Linked DNA regions of Homo sapiens: region 2 is linked to region 1. The links are chromatin loops, found by intact Hi-C in ENCODE. Cell type or tissue: endothelial cell of umbilical vein. All regions are shown on one strand.

Region 1 (8,000 bases):
GTAAGAAGGGGCAGTGGCTGCAAGGGAATACGGAGGAGAGTTCTGGACTATTGATTTCAGGGGTGTGTTCAGTGAAATTTACGTCTATGGAAAATGCACTTTTGCATATGAAGACTACAATACGAAGTTTAAAACAAATATCTTTGACAAATGTATAGGAGATACTACATAAAAAGATATGCCAGAAATCTATTTATCTTCCATTTTTTTTGGTTCTGTCTGTATCTTATAGTAGCACTTCCTAACTTAAGACCTACACAATCACACACACAAATGATTAAAAGTAAAGCTTGTGAAACCTGAGTAAGTGCTATGGATTGTATTAATGTCAATAACTTGAGGGTGGTAGAAGCTTATGTTTTTAACATGTGTCTCAGATAATTTATGATTAGGCAAGGCTAGGAAATACTGTATAGTAAATTAGTATTTTAACACTTTCAATACAGGACAGTTTGGGCACAATCTTATAGATTAAATTTGCCATTTTGGTTTAAAGGTGGTCTGACTTTCCTTTAATTAAAGAAATTAATGTTGGTAGGTTCTTTTTAAAATCCACCTACAATAAAAAGAATAAAATACTTAGGAATAAATATAACAAAATAAGTTCAAGACCTGTACACTGAAAACTACAAAACATCATTGAAAGAAATTAAAGATCTATATAAATGGAAATGAATTCCATGTGTCTGAATTAAGACGGCAGTGCTTCCAAGTTGATCAACAAATTTGACACAATTCCTATCAAAATCCTAGCTGCAATTTTTTGCAGAAATTGACAGTCTAATTCTAAAATGCATATAGAAGTTTGACTCAAAATAGCCAAACCTATCTTTAAAAGGAAAAACGAAATAGGAAGACTCACACTTCTGGATTTCAATACTTGCTTCAAAGTTACAGTAGTCAAGACTATGTGGTACTATCATGAAACTAGACATGGAGATAAATGGAATAGAATTTACAGTTCAAAAATAAATCGTTACACTGTGGTCAACTGATTTTCAACAAGGGTGCCACAACAATTAGGAAAGAACAGGTTTTTTCAACAACTGAAGACAGGATAACTCAATAACCACATGCAAAAGAATGAAGTTGGACCCCTACCTTTTATCATAAACAAAAATTCACTCAAAATGAAACATACACCTAAATATAAGAGCTAAAACTATTAAATTCTCTTGAGAAAACAACTATAAACCTAGATGACCTTGACTTTGGTAGTGGATTCCTAGATATAATACCAAAGCACTAACAACCAAGGAAAAAAGATAAACTGGACTTCATTGACATTTAAAACTTTTGTTCTTCAAACAACACCAAAATTTTAGAGACAATAACAAGTTTGACAAGAATTCATAGAAATTGGAACATGCGTGCATATCTGGTGGAGTATAAAGTGCTGCAGTCATTTTGGAAAACAGTTTGACACTTCCTGAAAAAGCTAAGTGAGTTACCACATAACTGAGCAATTTCACTGTAATGTATATATTCAAGGGAATTGAAAATGTATGCCCACACAGAAGCTTGTAAACAAATGTTCATAGCAGCATTATTCATGATAGACAAAAAGTGAAAACTCAAATGTCCATTAACTGATGAGTGGATAAACAATGTGAAATGTCCATACAATGAAATATTATTCAATCATAGAAAGGACTGAAGAACTGATACATGCTATAACATAAATGAACCTTGAAAACATTATACTAAGTGAAAGAAGCCAAGCCAGGCATGGTGGTTCACACCTGTAATCCCAATATTTTGGGAGGCCAAGGATCACTTGAGGCCAGAAGTTCCAGACCAACCTGAGCAACACCGTAACACCTCATCTCTATAAAATATATATATATATGAAAATTCGCCTGGCATGGTGGTGGGCACCCTTAGTCCCAGCTCAGCTACTTAAGAGGCTGAGGTAGGAGGATCTCTTGAGTGCAGGAGGTCAAGGCTGCAGTGAGCTATGATGACACCACTGCACTCCAGCCTGGGTGACAGAGTGAGACATCTCTAAAACAAAAAAGAAATAAGATCACATAATGTTTTACTTCATTTATATGAAATGTCTAGATTAGGCAAATTCATAGAGATAGAAAGTAGATTCATGGTTGTCAGGGGATGAGGAAGGGGAAAGTAGGAAGTGGCTGCCAGTAACCATAGGGTTTATTTTTGGAGTAAAACAAATGTTCTAAAATTAGATGGTGATGATGGTTGCACAACGCAGCAAACATACTGAAAACCAAAACATGGGGTTATTTTTATGGAATATGAATTATATCTCCATAAATTTTTAAAAATCTACCTAGAGTTGCCTAGTATCAATTGTTTACATTATAATCATTGTCAAAATCGAATCTCTGCTGTTGAGATAAAATGGCAAGGCAGAGTGTTTTCTTGTACCAAGAACACCTTCTCTCCACATTCAGACTATTATAGAGGACAACCGTGCGTTTCATTCTTGACTAGAGGAATTTTGCTGTTTTCACATGTTTGCCTTGAGAATAATAGTGTTTAATTGATATTGTGAAATGGCAAGTTTGTAGTTAAGAAGTATTGAAAGAAAATACTCCCATTTCCCAAAACAAATCTGTGCACTATTAATCGAATTGGTTGGATGATTTGATGGAATGAGTACTGGATTAGACCTCAGAAAACTTTTCCCTGTCTCTTACTGTGTAACCTTGGACTCAGTCAGTCATCGCTCTGCATTTGTTTTCTTACCTGCCTGTTAGAATGTCAATACTTGCACAATTCATACATAAGATTTTCAAGAGAATCAAATGGATATAAGATGTGAAGATGCTCTGAAAGTGACAGCATGTAAAACATGAGACATTACTTAACATCCTGCATTTTTCTTCAGACTTGATTTTCAAAGAAGGAGAAACGCAAGATGCTAAGTTAAATGGTTCCTTTTGGGTATTGAGTGAAAGGGACTGGGATTTCTTAAGAAAGAACGTTGCATGGACTCAGAACCCTGAACTTGTGTGACATTAACAGATAGGGTTTTATAGAAAACTGTTATAATTTTTTAATGTATCATTCTGTCAGCATGAGAATGATATGGCAGCAGACAGGTTATTGTCAATTAAACACGAGCTGTCAGTCAGAAATGTTGAAATATGGTGAGCATGAATCCTAAGCAGATCACATGGCAGCTGCTCAACTGTTATTTTAACAGAGTCACTGTATGTATGTGACATTTCCCTGCAGAATTTAATTCAAGTCCCTTACAACAGAGACACCTCTGCATTTGCATGCTGCTGTCAAGTCAGTCTTGGACCTTCTAAATGACCTAGAATAGTGGGTGGTAATGGGAGAGTGACAGGTGGAGGAGATGATTCTTGTCTCATTTTCCTCTACTCAGGTTACATTGAGGAGGCCTGCATCATCCCCTGCCCCTCAGACTGCAAGCTCAGTGAGTGGTCCAACTGGTCGCGCTGCAGCAAGTCCTGTGGGAGTGGTGTGAAGGTTCGTTCTAAATGGCTGCGTGAAAAACCATATAATGGAGGAAGGCCTTGCCCCAAACTGGACCATGTCAACCAGGTATTTTCTATCATTGACAGTGTTAAGATATTGTTGAGATTCACAATGATCTGATTTTTTCTCCAAAATGGAGAAGAGGAAATAATAGCTATTGAATAAAAAATTGACCCATTTTTACCATTAGAATGCCTGAATAAATACATACATGTTATTAAAATTTCAAATTAGACATATCTGTATTCTCTGGAGATTCCATACCTTGCAAGTATATATGAATATGTATGTAATTCAATGGGGAGAAAAATGACACCTATCTTTGAAATAATGTCAAGGTATTTAATCTGTCATAAGATTGTATCTAACATGTAGGCTGAGATTATCTCATTCTTATAGTTTCCCCAAACTGTCAGAAAAGACATCTCAATTACCAAATGCTTAAATTAAAATCAAAGAAATAATATGGGTTTTGGTCTAAAATTAGGAAAAATATATACTGTTTATTTAAATGTGTTTGATATAAAACAAACTGAGAAAAAGAAATACAAAGATGGCCTCAAAATCACTGTAAGTATGCTATCAATTTAGTCATTGACCATTTTCAATTTTATTTGGAACTCTGACTTTTGATGCATTCTTTCTTACCTGCTGTTAATAGTTGTCGTTCTGTTCTATTAGAGATAAAAAGAAAAAGCCTAATGGAGGAATTGTGACTGATTTAAATGGAATGTAACATAATCAGACAATTATTACCATGTTTGGCCTATAAGTGAATTAGCAAAGAATAATTTCATTTATTATGTGTGGGTGTTAAGTTGTGTATTTGAATTTAAATCACAATCAAATGAATCAAGTCCTTAAATATGTAGAATTGTTTCATACATACATAGACTCATTTTAATCTCTAAACACACTGCTTACCTGTATACATACTTTCCTTCCCAGATTAACATAACTTTGTTCATAATAAAAGTACATTGTAGAGAAAACAGAAAGAACCTTGGAATTAAGTAAATTAAGATGAAGATCGTGAAGAATTAAATTCTATAAAAAGTACTCTAAAGAGTCTTGATTGTTCCCCAAGTGAAGTTGCTGATTTTATCTTTATGTGCAATGGAGGGTAAATAACACACTCCCTTGCTGCCATCTACTGGTAGTTTAGCTTCCATGTCACAGAGCATTTTGCATTTCTAAGATGCTAAGGAAATTTCCAAAGAAAATTCAGTTCAGCAACTATAATTATATAACTGCAAAACAGAAAAACTGAACTAAAATGTTTATAATACAAAAGAATATTTCTCTACAAATTTTGAAACCTTGAATTTTCAGTAGCAAATTTAAATAAATTATATATGACTCCCAATCCTAATAAAGAGAAATTCTACACATACTCATACCTATTTCACTTTAGCGTGTATGTGTACACCCAGTCAGATATGCAATTAAAATCTGTGTTTTCCTCAGATTTTCCTTAAGTGAATTTCCAAAGGTTCAAAACCTCAGGCCAAGTTGTCTTTGCTATTCCTAGTGTTTGGCCTAAACCATTTGTCACTTTCCAACTCTAATATATTCTGATGCAGTTTGATAAGGGTATTGTGACTTGGTATCGGTTGACTGAAGGCTTACTGAGACATTAACAACTGAAAAATCAAAGCTAAAACAAATAATAAATTTTTGAACATTTGAGCCTAAATGTTCTGCATAAAAATAGAAACTTCTATGAATTTGTGTATTAAGAAATTTAGGGAAAATAAAAATGTAAAGTTTTGTGTTAATGTTGAAAATTGTAAATCACATAGGTGTTTACTACAATTATATGTTCCTCAGTAAAATAATCAGAAGCATTGGCTTGAAAACAGTCTCTGAGTTTCTATTTTTCTAGCTGAGGAAGGAAGTACTCAAATCCTCATTTTCTACAAAACAGATGAACTGATTAAGGTAAATCAACGGATAGATCAATCTATAAATATACTGATAGACAACAGTACATTGACAAGTTGGATCACAAGTTATTTGCATCATATATCAATTTCCCATGCTATGTATTGTGAGGTCAACTCCATTTTCTAAGATTTCTCCATCCTGCCCATCTAATTTTCTCATTGGCTCTGCTATTTACAATACCCATTTGTGTATCTTACTTTTTAACATTAATAAGTAGTTGTGTATTATCTCCTGAGACCTAAGAAAAATGTTCTAATATTTTACCAAAAAAGTAGGTTTTTACATGTAAGTAATAATACTTGAAACTTACCATGTGTTCTTCTCATAGCATACTGACATTTTCACCTACCTTATTTCTCTCCCTTTTCATCATTCCTGTTGAACACCACTCCAGGCACAGGTAAGAACTCTTAAACCTCATGCTTTTTGATAGAATCCTTCTTTTCTTAAATTTCCTGATTTCTGAGAATACATTTCTCTTCTTGCTTTGTCTTTTATGTTTTACAGGGAGAAAATGTCATATTTTCCATTAAAGAATTTTTTTCTATAACTGTTTTATTTTTCTTTTCTATCATAGTTACCTGTGTTCCTACATTTCATATCCCTCATTGTAATATCAAGGACTGAGGTGAACAAGAGTTGGGGAGAACAAGTTTCACTTCGCTAATCTCGACAGGCAGTGACACCCATTATTAATGGTCTTGTGCTTTTCAGAGGGAGAAGGAAAAAGTGCAAGTGGACTGAAAATGGGTGGGTTGGAGATTGTTCTGAACTGATGGGTATTCACTTCAGTACAGGAGTTTAAAATAAAAGCCATCAAAGGATTAAGAAGAAGAGCATTTCTCCTTCAGTTTTTCTTTTCACTGCAAGTTGTAGGGTAATGTTTTATCCTGTGCTATTTAGTTCTATTTTTAATACAGCAACTAAATGTGAATATAATCACTTATGGCAATAATTGCAGAATTTGACTCCAACAGTGCATTTTTTTTTTAATGTTTTTTTTTTTTATTATACTCTAAGTTTTAGGGTACATGTGCACATTGTGCAGGTTAGTTACATATGTATACATGTGCCATGCTGGTGCGCTGCACCCACTAACGTGTCATCTAGCATTTTTTTATTCCTCTTTGAGACAGGTCCACTTTATTCATTTTACTTAGGTTTTTAGTTCACTAAAATTGGCACAAAAGAATGGCTGCAAAGGGCTATTTAAATCTATCTTTTCTAGAATTCATTACATAAAAAGCTATAGTTTCTCTCTTCCCTTTCTCTCTCTCTTGCTCTCTGTCTCTGTCTCTCAGTGTGTGTGTGTGTGTGTGTGTGTGTGTGTGTGTAAAATAAGGGATAGAGTTGGACTATCACAGATTAGAAAAATACTTTCAAAGAATTTTATTTAATGCTTGAGTCAGCTTGGTTGCAATGGATTAAGTGCCATTTATTTCCTTTATTTAGTCATTCTTCTCATTGAAAAAAGAACATAATTGGTTCATTGTACTAAAAAAAAACCTGAAACCAAGCATACCACCCCAAATGTGGGACTGAAAGGCTTTATGGACCCTGGAGCAGAGACAATTTGCCTTGTTTCATGTGGCCCTCACTGCTTGGGCTTGTACACCAATATCAGACTTTGCTTCCAAGCCTTAAATGATTGAGGATTAGTTTTAAGATGGCTTTATTTCATATTGTTTATCTTTTTAATTTAGTTTCCCATATGATACACACCAAAAATCTAAATTCTCATCATTATTTATAGTTATCTGGAAAATAGGCCAAATTATATTTATTTGGAAAACAGCTATGTTTTATACTTATTTGATTCATCAATCCTCATCCTTCATTCAATCATTCTGCAAATCCCTATTGAGTACCTAACATGTGAGCACCCTGGGCTAGTATTGAAGTCACACAAAACTGTAAATGACACAGATGGTCCAGAAAGTTACAATACGGTGTGTTAAGGGTCAGCATAGGAAAATATGTAACCTATCTAATGTGATCCAGTGGATCAGATTTACACCTGCAATGTAATAGCAGAGCAACAGAGTACAATATGGTTAGCCCTATCCTCTACTGCTAGAACTCTTGAGTTCTCTCTATTGCAATGTTAGAATAATAAGCAGTAAAGGAGGGGAGTGAAAGTAGCTTCACAGTGAAATGATTGCTGTTATGGTGTGGAAGTCTTCCTCCTCACTCTTACCAGATTCCCTGAGATTGCTGAGAACCATGTGTGTTTCAGGTGTATGAGGTTGTCCCATGCCACAGTGACTGCAACCAGTACCTATGGGTCACAGAGCCCTGGAGCATCTGCAAGGTGACCTTTGTGAATATGCGGGAGAACTGTGGAGAGGGCGTGCAAACCCGAAAAGTGAGGTAAGACAAAGCCTAATTATACAGAAAAGCAAGACACAAAACTATCTCCCAATTGCACATGTGCCAACATGACTGTTCACTCCTCCCCAGTCTTCTGGATAAAATTGTCTGCAGTTTTGCTTTTAGGGAATCTGTGCTCATAGAAAACTCTAAGAGAATCTGCTTCAAGCAGCAGTTTATTATATTCTGGCCTTCTGATTTAGGAAGCA
Region 2 (8,000 bases), 1.1 Mb before region 1:
TTCCAAAATGCTCATTTATTCTCTTTTATGACTCATCCAATACTAACCCTATTTACCATTCTAAACTGAAGTAGACTGCACCTCTTTTTCTCAAGTACTAATGTAGAATTTCAGTTTTATTTGTCCAATTTCAAACACTAGGAAAGTTTAAGAAATAATCTTCGTGCCTTCCTGATAGTGGCAATTGAACATTTTTCTTGACATAGAACAATATTTGGTCTTAACTGATCTTTGCTGTGGACCAGGCACTGTTCTAGGTATTTTATACTTGCCAGCAAAATCTCACAGCAATCTTTGGGAGTAGTTACTTTTATTATCTCATTTTACAGATGAAGAAATGTAGAAAGATAGTCTAACAGCTTGCCCAAGATTATACATCTAATAAGCAGCTGGGTCAGGAGGCAAACCCATCCAGTTTGGCCTGAGGCCAGGTTCTTAATCTCTGTAGTACAGTGACTAAATCGGTTCTCAAAGTGTGGCCCCAGACCAAGAGCATGAGTATCATTGGAAACTCATAAGAAATGGTAATCCTTAGGCCCTATCTCAAACCTGCTGAGTCAGAAATTTTGGAGGTAGGGCCCAGCAATCAGTGTTTTCACAAGCCTTCCAGGGGATTCTGATGTCTGGTCAACTTTGAGAACCTCTCCCTCAGAGTATAGTCAGGGAATTGCTAATACAGATTCTAAATTTTATTTTATCTGTTAGCAAATCATTGCACACATTCCTACACATATTTAGTTTTTTTCCTCATCCCAGCAACTTTTAATCTACTTTAATAGCAATTTATTTACAATTAAAACACTACATATCCTTTATCTTCAAAAGCCAATAAGGATTTTATAGATTTATTTACTTACTTATTTGACAGGGTCTTGCTCTGCCGCCCAGGCTAGAGTGCAATAGCACAATCTCGGCTCACTCCAACCTCCTGGGATCAAGCAATTCTCTCACCTCAGTCCCCAAGTAGCTGGGATTACAGGCATGTGCCACCATGTCTGGCTAGTTTTTGTGTTTTTTGTAGAGATGGTTTTTTGCCATGTGACCCAGGCTGGTTTCAAACTCCTGGGCTCAAGTTATCCACCCACCTCGGCCTCCCAAAGTGCTGGGATTATAGGCATGAGCCACCGCACCAGTGTGGATTTTGTAGATTTAAACAGATATCCTAAGTGATGTCAGATACTGCAAAACACATTTTTCTTTCCTAAAGTAAGACTATTCAAGATCCTTAAAGAGCAGAATCAGTTCACATCTAGCAAGAGCTTTCAAGAGTAAACAGAGACCTGTTTTACTTTTGACTTCAAGGCATTTGATGCTGTCATACTCCAGACAAAATTCTTAGTTGGAAAGAAGTTAAGATACCTGTTGTTGAACATTTGTTCACTGGGATTTGGCTGTCAGCAACCTCCTCAACATTCTTTCTGGGAGTGAGTTTAGTACTCCTGAGAGTTGAAAAATATTTCTGTTTTGTAAAAAAATTGAGACTTTGGATTGTGTTTATGTATGCATATGCATGCCAACTCAATTTGCATCTTATGATCTACCAATCTGAAATCAAAAGCAATGTAAGACCATAACCAGTATTGCTGGGGACATTGCTATGACAGACAGTTTCAACATAAAATTTGAATCTCTTTGAAAAATACTTAAATGTCCTTAAAGCCAAATTATTTTATTGTTTCAATTCTTGAACTAAATCAAGATACTTTTTCTTGTTTAAAGCAGGTGCTTCCCAATGACTTGGGTAGAGAGATTAAAAGAACTACCTTGGTCAGCCAAATGAAGTCTTAGTATTTTTTTTATTTCTAAAATGTAACTATACTCCAGTGCAAGTATTGTTACTTAAATGTATTACCATCGCAGTAGTTTTAAGCATATAAGTCGTGAAAAAAAGACATATCCCACCCATCCAACATCAAAATTAGTGCCTCACTTGTCCTGGGGGTCAGACACTGGCAGAAAATTACCAGAGAGAGGGTGAGTCAGCATACAAAACCCAAGTAAGTCCATTGAATCTAAATCAAGGAAAGAAATAGTTCACATTGTTCTTCTTCTTCATAGTTTCTTTTTGAGGCAGAGAATTCTTCTAAATGATTGTTGGAACTTAGAATTACTCAAGATTATTATAACCGAGTGGCCAGAGGGATATGCTGCCATTATGTCCTTCAGCATAAAGAACTGGTGACTTCTGTAAGGTAAACTAAATGTCATATTTGTCATGAAGGCAGCAAAATAAGAAATAAAGAAGCAAAAGAATGTTATCACTGTTTTTAATGCATTTATATGGGCTTCTGTGTTGGCATTTCTAAAGCCATGAGATCCATGTTGCATCCGATGAGTGTGCTTGTAAAGAGAGATGAGTAACATAGAAGTGCACATCACAAATATGGCTAGAGGAAATATTAATGCCAAGTTGACAAGAAGCACTTCACTAATTTTCTTTATCTTTGTTTTACTCTTTTTTAGTGTGGTGTTTCTGAGGGCATCCTCTTCCACATTTTTAGCGTAATCTACCTCGACACACAGATGCAATGCTCACAGAGGCCAGAACGCTTCCCAGAAGCAGCCAAGGTATTAACTTTGGGATCCTGAATTTCAACCAAAGAAAACAGGACTGAGTGAAGCCTGAAATCTTGAGGCAGTAAAATACAGAAAGGCAAGTGGCAAACCATAGGCTGATAGAGCTAAAAAACATCCAAAGGAACATCATTGCTGCACCATAAATTATTTTGACGTAAAGGAGTGGAAAGAACACAGAGAAAAAACTTTGTACCATTAACACCATCTGCAGACCAAATCTAGACATCCCTATGCACATTAAGAGGATTTGAATTGGCATTAGCTTTCTATGTTTGATCAATTCATTACAGTTAACAATGATAAGAAATCCATTTACTGTGATCCCTGTGAAGAATTCTGCTGACATCATGATAATATGAAGAATAGCTGAAAAAGACAAGGCCATGTTTTCTAAGTAAGACAAGTCTTAGCTTTTCCTTGTAGATGGTCCTGAATACTTCCTCCAGATGATCTTGCAAATGGGAACATACAGCACCGAGAAGTCTCAACTTCTGCCAGCTTCTGTATCATGGGTAGAGCCTTACACTAGCTTTTCCTCTAAGGAAGAAAATCAGAGACTACTTTTTGAATCTGGTGCTCTTCAGATGAAACTGGAGCAATGCAAATCTGAAGATATGAATGATGGCTAGGTCTTCCAATTACATCCTGAGAAAAATTGCTCCCTTGGCACCATTCCATTCTCACTCTTGCTCAATTTTGAAAAAAAAAAATCTGATTGCAAGTATGTTTTGCTTTGGTTATTGATGTTTTGTTTTTGTCTTTTATTTTTTCCTAATGCTAAATGCTGCATCCTGAAGACAGATACTTATTTCCTATTACTGCCACAAATATCCAGTCTCAAAGATAGCTCTTTCCCCGGCACACTGTTTGACTTATAATAATTTCAAGACACTTTAATAAAATTTCCCCTCCCCATATCCTATCCCTACTAAAGGCAATTTCCTTTCCAGACTTGAAAATCAGTTCCTGGAATATAACTTTTTAATAAAAATCTTCCTTCCCCTGAAATATATCCTGTTTTCATGGCCTTCTTGATACAATGTTGACCTTATGAATAGCAAACCAGAGTTATAAAAGTAGTGCATAATTAATTCACATGATGACATCGTCCTGGGCTCTTGTTTACAAGCATCATTTCAAAAAGTAGATGATGTAAAAGCTATTAACTACCAGCAGAGGGCATAATTATCATGTTAAAGTGAGCATCATCCCTCTATTATGATTACAAGCAGGTAATAATACAACCTTGCTGAACTTCAGTTACATCAGAAGTAAAATGTAAATAGACCACTACTTTGTAGAATAAGATATGGTGCTCAAAGTGCTAAGTTCCTGGTTGGGTGATACTAACCACTCAAAAAATGTTAGCTATTAATATTATTAAATATCTGTCCTCATATTGTGCTTACCACAGCAAGAAAATAACCATTCTATATAGAAATATTTTCAAAAAAAGGCTAAATATAAGATTGTGATAGTATGGAAAATTTCAAAAATGAAAGAACTGGACTTACTACCCACTGTTTACACCAATCATGGCTTTTAGAGATCCCCTCAGGGTCTTCCATGAAATGTACATCCACTAGCTATTGAAAGCAAATGTCGATGCCACCTGTCACTTTCTCCTGCCAGCTTCATTACTTCCCCACCCATCTTCTACACATCACTGCTGTCCAAAATGCAGCAATATTGGTCCTATCCATATCTCTTCTAAAATTCTAGTTTTATGTCCTACATAGCAATTTTGCCTGTGGTTTTTTGTCTTGGCTTTTCTTCTTAATAAACCCTGACTTTGCCCAGCAAATAGTATTTGTCTTGCCCTCTAGCCTCCTGAAGGCATTCCCGCTTCTAGATACAGGTGAAGAAACTTCGGCTCCAATCCAAGCCCTAGACCAGTATCATGACTATGAGGTGAATGAAAAATAAGTGCGATCTGCATAGTTTATAACTTAATGTCCTAAGTTACCTCTCTGAGATTAGTTATATATATTAAGTGTTTACATTTAAAAGGATCTACTGAGTTTTCAAATACTGTAGACCTATACGGAATTCTGCTTCTTAGTTAAAATAAAAGTTCAATCAATCTCAGTTTTCCGTTTTTCAAAAATTCTGTTTCCGTTAATGTTTTATTATGAATGTGTTTCATTAAATAAACTTGCTGAGTTAAAGACACTTGAGCAAATGAGGGGAAACAATGCATATAAATAACCATCCAGATGATATATACATGCCAAATTATTAATAATGATGTAATGTGACTAAAAATCTTGAAATGTATACTGACTATTGGGGTAATCTTTTTCATGACAGATGTCCCTTGCTTTTTGTCTATACTGTTACAAGCCATTATGAAAATGATATTTTAATATGCCCCAATACTTCTTATTCTAGTGCAACAATAAGAATTCTTTTATATTGCAAATATCTTCACCATAATAGCCAGCATTTGGGTATTCCTTTTCTATGGTCTTTTCTTTCAAATTTCCAGGGCAAACTAGGGCAATAAAAGGTAGTCAAATATACGGAAACTCTTCTTAGCCAAAGCAAAAAACCAAAAAAAAAAAAACCAATCAAACCCCCTCCACACATATTGATTTAATTAAGATTAATTTCTCTGAAAATAATACTTTACAAGAAACATTTCATTGTTAAAATTGCACTTTCTTACAACAGCTACCTCAGAATGCATATATGGTATGAATATAACTTTTAAGCAATTCTTTTTGAATTTCACTTCTTAGATAAATACATAATTTATAAGCTATAATTTATCCTCATTGAATGTCCAAGGGCTTTATATTTTTTTTTTGCTGAGCTGTTTCAAACCACTCTGCCTTTGTCACATTCATAAAGGTGCAGCTGGCCATATGGGCTGTTGGCTAAATGATTCTGCAATGAGATTTGAATTTATCTAGAACTTGTTTCATTCTGAAATCCTGGATTCAGGCTCTCATTTGGCTCCCTATATACATCATTTAATTGAAGAAAAAGCTTGACTTTTCCAATAACTATTCTAAAAGTATAATTGACAGTAAGCTACAATTTAGTTAGTTTGTATTTGCATTTGTGATTTTCCTGTCATATGTGGACTGTTTTGCATTTGCCATGATTGAATCTCATTTTGGAAGCAGAGTTTTAATGAAGAGCTCTTTCTCAGATATAGGAAATTTAATGGTGAGTTGTACTGTCTTGAAGTTACTAATTCATAGTCTTGTTAGAGATTTGGGAAAGGCAGTGGCCAAATGAAGATAGATGGTTTTCAAATTAAGCAATGTTTGAAAGTTTTATGAAAATAACATATTTCTTTTTAAAGAAACATAATATCTATCAGGGGCACTGAATATTTATAATTCACTAAACTAAATTTCAGCTTAGTCACCTTCCAATCAATATGTATTCTTCTAAATGGTCACATGATACTTGAGAATTGGCATACTTCCAGTAGAGGGTTTCTTGTATTTTCTTTGAAAAATGTGGTAACAGAGTTTTCTGATTCTAAGACGATGGGATAATGTTTATAAATTAGTTGGCAAATTGGAATATACTTTAAATATTGATATTATGACCTGGTGTTTCCCATGCTAGAGAGCTGCTTGTTTGGTTCTTATTGGTTATAACTGCACAAGTATTTAAAAATTTTAAACAAGTACATTGACTTGTTCTACATGCCAGTGATGAGGCTAAGTACTTTATAGGTCACTTAAAGGAGACTGAATCTGTTTTCATATTTTCAGTTGAAAATACTTTTGTTTGCAATTTTTCCGCTACGCTGGCTTTGCTATTGAAGTTTTGCAGAGAGAATTGGCTTTAAAGACTCAATCCTTTATTGGTCCAAATTAATCTGCTGGATTCGTTTAATTCCTTGAAAAACACTCAAAATATTTTTTAGCCTTCTGTAAAGAACTAACCCAAAATTTCACTTACATTCTGTTTTGTTGTTATTATGTGGTCACAGGAAATAAATGGAGGAGTTTATATGGTTTAAAAAGACACCCTGGTCACACATTGGTTTACTCTCTCCTTGCTGAGATCAGACGCCAGGCACTGGAGAAACTGCATTTTGAAGGCCGTGAACATATCTTCATTTTTCTAAAGGATCAGTGTAGTCTTACTTTTATTTGAGTTTATTTCAGTATTCTAATAGGTTGTCTCTATGGATTTCAATCTCAAAGACAGACTTGTAAAATTTAATCCCTGACTTCTCTTCCCAAGTTTCTAGAATAACAACATTAAGTATCAGGTGGATGAAAAATCCAAATACAGTGATCATCAGGCTCATATTCCAAGCTGCCAAAATTATTCCCCAAATTATTTCACTTAATTTTTTGAATTTTCTGTTATTTGTAGAAAAAAGAGTTATCTCTGTTGCAGAGATAGGAAACTAGTCTTGAGATGTTAGGTAACTTACCTAAATTTAATCAGAAAATACATGACAGAAGCAGAAATGTTTTGATCTCCATATACACAAATGGATACTTCTTAGAGATATGTTAAATTGCACTCATGAAGTTAGTCTCTGAAAAAAAAGGAGGTGTATAAATTAAATTATAAAAATTATGGATACTTGATAATTACATTTTGATTTGACAATAATTTATCAGTTTATTTGCTGTAATATTAGAAAAGTAGTTTTATTCTTAAAATGTTCAAGAAATTATTCTACACACTACTATCTTTTAATTCTTACCACAAAATTACAATATTATCCGATATGCAGAACATAATGAAGTACACAGAATGAAGCTGAAGGAGAGTGCAAATACAAATTTGAATACAGGTGATGTGACTCTATCCAGAGCCCACAATGTTGACTAAAATGCTATTGTATGTTAGATTGAAATACTTTGCTCCATCAAAATAGTTTTAAAAATGTAAAATCAATGGAAAAAAATCACTGTTTAATGGCTTCAATCTTTTCCTTCCCTATATACAGAAATAGGAAAAACATAAATTTAATACATTGTCTAGGAGATTATTCATAAACTGATGAAACTATAAAATATTGACCTTGTATTGTTAGCATATCAGACTGCACCTAGATGCTATGGAACTAAGGCACCAAAGAGCAAATAAAACCTAATAGTAGATGTTCAATAAATATTGTTGAATGAATAGTGTGTGGAAAATGAGATACAACAAAATTCATATGAACTTACAGGACTCATATGAACTATAGAACTTTACATGGACTATATAACTTCTAGGACTCATACAAATTTTAATGCTAGATGGAATGGAGTTCTATTACACCATAACTATTCCTATTTAATAGAGAAAGCTATGTTGGAATCTTAAAGGTTAAGTAACTTATTCAAGATTATATCAGTCAATAGTGGCTGAACTTGTATAGGCCACTTTAATTTTCTGGGGTTACATTTCCTTCTAGGCAAAACAAATGTGTAGAAGAAAAACATGAAAATTTA

What was found. A loop is a pair of places that touch in the nucleus more often than their neighbours do. Peaks named below come from ENCODE experiments on the same cell type or tissue, not always from the same donor. Only the 100,000 strongest peaks of a DNase experiment are listed, where the experiment ranks them.
Region 2: it touches region 1 in a loop (7-fold over the local background); 50 of 110 quality-filtered maps call a loop at or near these places.

What each region holds. Positions count from the first base shown.
Region 1 is chr7:11,424,487-11,432,486 of GRCh38, reverse strand. THSD7A (thrombospondin type 1 domain containing 7A) reads left to right here. Exons shown (of 28, transcript NM_015204.3): 14 at 3,362-3,540; 15 at 5,816-5,821; 16 at 7,658-7,791. Among named protein-coding and RNA genes, the nearest start is that of THSD7A, 400 kb to the left of the region's middle. In endothelial cell of umbilical vein, a CTCF peak has its summit at 4,625 (motif pointing left); a DNase peak (open chromatin) is centred at 4,536; H3K27ac peaks cover 415 bases.
Region 2 is chr7:12,486,057-12,494,056 of GRCh38, reverse strand. LOC105375156 (a long non-coding RNA gene) reads left to right here. Exons shown (of 8, transcript XR_001745093.2): 5 at 2,059-2,192; 6 at 2,464-2,568. It also overlaps a transcript of C7orf78 not described here and the pseudogene TAS2R2. Among named protein-coding and RNA genes, the nearest start is that of C7orf78, 14 kb to the left of the region's middle. RefSeq lists a silencer at 320-614. In endothelial cell of umbilical vein, a CTCF peak has its summit at 3,748 (motif pointing right); a DNase peak (open chromatin) is centred at 3,766.